Linked DNA regions of Mus musculus: region 2 is linked to region 1. Evidence: chromatin loops called from intact Hi-C (ENCODE). Cell type or tissue: left cerebral cortex. All regions are shown on one strand.

Region 1 (2,500 bases):
AAGCAAGTTCAGGCTCTCGCCCTTCTGCCTCCTGCTTGTGAGACGTGAGCTCTCAGCTGTTCTGTTGCCAACACTGTTGCTCTGCCATCCTTGATTCTAATCCTCCAAACTGTAAGCCCAATTATGGATTTTCTTTTATAAATTTCCTCAGTTATAGTGTTTTATGACAGTGATAGAAAGAAAGCTAATACAAACTCGATGGGAAAAAGTTATTTTCATTTTATTGATCAGGGAACATTTTAAGGAGACCATGGTGTCCTGTGTGAACGACACATTGAATAAGCAGTAAAGAGTACATTAGAATGCCTGGCTGCCCCACTTAAGAGCTCTTGCCCTGGCCACCATCGAACAGAACTTTGCTCAGAAAAAAACATTTATTTCATCCCTTCGTTGGCTTCACTGAGAATCTTGGATCTATTCTTAGTTTGTAGATCAATTTGACTGTCTAGTCCTATTTCTGCTCAGATAGAACAAGGTACCATGAGAATTCAAAATTCCATGTGGATGGGACAAAGCTACCATCAGATTCAACCTGCCCCTTTTCAGATGGAATGCTGCAGGTCAGAGAGAAAAGCATCACAGTCATTTGTGGTGGACTCTGCATTAGAACTCCTGTTCCCCGATTCTTGAAGCCTACTCTAGTGTGCTTCCTCCATATACTACTTTCTTTGCTGTTTTAACCTTTGCTTTTAGCAACGTTAGAGGTTTATGTTTCATTTTCCTAAAAAAAAAAAAAAATAGGAGTCTGTGTGTGCTTTTGTTCAGGTTTCTGTTCTCTGTTGAAGGAACCATGCAGGGATATTTAGATAGTCTGCTCTTCTCTTTCCAACAAGGGAGGCAAATGGAAATACTGAACATTTGAGTGCCTACTCACTATCTTCCAGACACTTGGATACTTTACACCCTGCAATTCTCATAACAGCTCGTTGATGTAGCTATTATAATCTCCAAGGCACAGATGGGAACATGGGGAGAGATGCACAGGGAATTTAAAGAACTTGCTTAAGTTAAATTGCCCAGATTCTAAATGGAAGTAGGAAGACTGAAACCCAAGTATGTCTGACACCAAGGCCCATGCCCTGCCCACTGCACCTCACAGATTACAATTCCCCATGGAGGGGTGATGTGACTACCATCTGGTTAGGAATACTTCTGCTTCATTTCTTGTTATGGTAGGACTCAAGTGTTTGCCTTCACTATCTTCAGCTCCTAAGATAGGGAACTGACTTAGTTGTTGGAATGAATCTTGGAATTTCTTGCCTGCAGCTCAGGAAGAAACAGAACAGAGTTGTGTTTAAGGATGGATTTAACCCAATTCAAACAACTTTTTAAATACTTAGGAGGTATGTCACCTCGAGAGATATCTTTAAATTCATCATTCTTCAGTTTTTTTCATCTGGAAAAGGGACTTAATAACAGTGTATTCCCAATGGAAATGTTATGAACAAAATGAAATTATATGTGTAAGTCACTCAGCACAATACCTAAAATAATTTTATTTACTTCACAGCATAGAATAGCTTGTTCTGTTCCTCTATGGATAATAAAATGGTAACTGGCATTTGTTACAGGGAGGACCAACAGCATGAAAAACTATGAAGAGGGCTTTGGTCTCTCTTGATACATTAGTCAGATGTTTCTATCGCTGTGGACAAAACCCCAAGAGAGACAACCTAAGGAGTAGGGGCTTTGTTTAACTCAGAGGGGCAGAAATTCAAGTCCATAGTTCCCAGGTTTTGGAGTCTGGGCTTTAGGCATGTAGAAAAGACAACATGGTCACGAGAACATGTGACAGTCAGTGGCCAGCCTGGGCTGACTAGTAAATTCCAGATCAATTTGGGCTCCAGACTGAGACTGTTTCTCAATACAATCACATATACAATCTAACATATAAATAAATGACAAAGAATGAGACAGAAGCAACTCAGCTTTGGTGGACAGGAAGCAGATAGACAAGCGGAGAGAAGACACGCAAGATATAGTATTAACACATGCCTACTTATATATTTCATACAGCCTTTCCTCCTAAAGTTTCCAGAATCTCCTAAAATAACACCATCAGCTGGGGACCAGGTCTTAAAACTCAAGTCTTGGATAAAGAGTTCCCACCCAAGCCATCACAGGTGTCTTCCTAAACACACAGCTGTTTGGATGGTTCAGGCTTCCCAATTGTGACTCACAAATGTTTGCTGTAGTGGAATTCATTGATGATAATGTGCCAATGCAAGAGTTAATGTGCCATAAGCCATTTAGAAAGTGTAAAAAGATGGAAACTAATGCCTATGAGGGCATATACTGGGATGCAGCCATGGAGAAAGAAAGAAAAAAATAGGAAGCAGGGATTAAGCAGGAGAGTGAGAGACCATGCAAGCTCACCAGGAAGAAGACCAAAAGCTGCTAGGCTGATTTAAATGTGGTACATCTATAATTTCTACTTTAACAATGAAAAGTTGTGAGGTCTTTGAGAGGTATTTGGGGCCATGGGGGCTCTGACCTAGTG
Region 2 (2,500 bases), 400 kb after region 1:
TAACAAGAAATGTAAGCACCAAATCACTGAATATAGCAGGATCATTGACTCTGTGTGTGTGAATGTTTGTGTGTATGATTTGTGTTCAGGTTGTGTCTGTGTGTGTACATGTGTGCAGCCATGAATGTGTATGCCAACCTCAGGTGTATTGCAAGATTCATCCTTATTTTACTTTGTTAAATGGTGTCTCTAATGGTCATAAAATTTGTAAAATAGATTATCTGGTTGGCTGATCAAGCCCCAATGTCCACCTGCCTCTGCCTCTATTGTGGGGGCCTTACAATTGCATGATATCACTACTGTGAGAATCAAACTCAGGTCCTCTTGCTAGCAAGTCAAGCACTTTACCAATTAAGCTATTTATTTCTACAACCCCTTTATGCTTTGTTATTCACAGCTACACAATGTTTGTGTCAAGCTGTCATTTCAGAATTGACTAAACATGCATCCTGAAAATGTAACCCTTAATTTTTCATTATTTTTACTTTTAGAAATAGAATTTCTTCAGGCCACTTTGCCTCATTTCCAATATCTGATTCTCCTGTATTAAGGATCTTCCATTCATTTCATGGTAACTGTTGGCTTTGGTGGTTCTGAGTTATGCCAAGCATGATAGGCTTCTCTAGATACTTTGAGTTTTTGAACAAGAAGGAAGCACCCTGCCCAACTTGAAATTATACTCTAGCAAATGCTAAAACCCAATAGATTAATCATTACTAAATAAGCCATTTTCTCAGTGTTCTGAAAGAAATTGAGGGCTGTGATAAGTAATCATATAGTCATTTTAAAGATTATATTTATTATAATTATTAATTTGTGTGTGTGTTTTTGTGCCTACATGAGTTTCTGTGCACCGCATGTGTGCAAGCATTCAAGAAGCCCAGAGGAGCCACATACCTACAAAACAATGAGCCCAGGTTCTCTGAGAACAATAAGAACTCTTAACTCTTGAGCTATCTCTCCATTCCCAGGGATAACTCTAGGTGGCCTAACCCTTTTTTTCCTGAACTGTGGACTTATCAAGGTCTAAATGAGTGATAAGAAAGAACAAAGCATGACATTTCCTAGAGAATTCATATTTCTTTTAGAGGAAAGAATTTGTTTAAGTCCTGAGACAGAGACAAAAGACAGATGAGTGGAAAGCAAGTTAAAGAGTCTGGAATAGGCAGATCTAGTAGGTACTTGCCAGGCACTGAGAAAAGTAAGAGCCTTTTCTGGGGATGCAATGAGAAGCCACTGGTGAGTTTTAAGCATGGGAACAATGAAATCTGACTAGCATTTAAAAAAAACACACTACAGATGCTGTTAGGCCAAGTGAAATTTTAGGTGCCAAAGAGTGGGTGATTCAACTTCTCCAAGGCTCATATGAGTTTTATTTTTATCCCAGGATAAGGCTCCTTCTTCTAGTGTTCTGTTTCTTGTGGGAAATGTAGTTTATAAAGCTCATAAGTACTTCTCTTTCCCGAGTCTCATTTTTTTTGTGGCATCTCTTTGTTAGTTTCCACAATGAGGTTTAGTATCCCTATAAAATTAGTGATTGGTTGTGTGACACAGTGGCTTCTTGGATTTCTTAAGGACCCACACCATCCCTACAGTTTGATTGTTTGGTTAATCAGAGACAAATGTACTGTGCCTTTGAGACAAGGATGGAGTTTCTCATTTCTTCCCTGTTGTGAGACATGGATGTGCCCTGGCTGGCTGGAGCTTAGATTTATATATCTTATGTGGAGGTATTAGTCTAGAACATAAGTTATCAAATGGACACTGTTAAGGGCTAGCTAACACTTCATTCTGAGGGACCATCCTGGATTGTGCAGTATTTTTATCATTACTCTGCATTCTACGTATAGAAGCCAGCTATCCTTTTTGTGTAATCAAAATGTCTACAGACACAGAAGAGATGCTTTTGCCTCCATGCTGTGAGGCAGGGTGCAAAATCATTGACATTTGAGAACTCAGAGTCTAGAAAAACTTCTTAGTTCCCTCTTTGCACTTGAACTTTAAATGCATCAGGAACCCTATCAAAAGTCAGAGACTCTATTGCACTTTGGTATTTTGTGTTATTTACTAAGACATTTTCTGCAAAGAAATGTTGAGCTTCCCCCAAGCCCTTTTCTTCTTCATCACTATGACACCAACTTTTCCCCCTGAAGTAACTGTTATCACAAAGCAGAGTGTTATTAGCACAATAGATAGACTGAAATTTTCAACATTGATGCTCAGGGAATCAAGGAATTTTTATCCTGCAGGTAGATAATTTTTATCTGTATTTGAGTACCTATGATTCATTAAGGGAAATTATCTGTGCATGTAACTACAAAGGAATTTTTAAAAAATCCAAGTAAAGAAACCAGCTGCCACAATTTTCTTCAAATTGGACTTTCTCTTCATTCTTCTCGAATAATGTAAATAAAAGATAGGTGACTCTCACTCAAACGTCAAAATTCTGTTTTCCATATTCAGATCAAATGTCTGCCTTTTCAGGAGGATGCTTTTGGGA

The links. A loop is a pair of places that touch in the nucleus more often than their neighbours do. Peaks named below come from ENCODE experiments on the same cell type or tissue, not always from the same donor. Only the 100,000 strongest peaks of a DNase experiment are listed, where the experiment ranks them.
Region 2: it touches region 1 in a loop (26-fold over the local background); 4 of 42 quality-filtered maps call a loop at or near these places.

What each region holds. Positions count from the first base shown.
Region 1 is chr5:63,497,677-63,500,176 of GRCm38, reverse strand. No RefSeq gene overlaps it. Among named protein-coding and RNA genes, the nearest start is that of Gm30837, 130 kb to the left of the region's middle. In left cerebral cortex, no CTCF peak of the experiment used is centred here; a DNase peak (open chromatin) is centred at 1,002; H3K27ac peaks cover 1,966 bases.
Region 2 is chr5:63,097,129-63,099,628 of GRCm38, reverse strand. No RefSeq gene overlaps it. Among named protein-coding and RNA genes, the nearest start is that of Dthd1, 290 kb to the right of the region's middle. In left cerebral cortex, no CTCF peak of the experiment used is centred here; a DNase peak (open chromatin) is centred at 1,293; H3K27ac peaks cover 2,007 bases.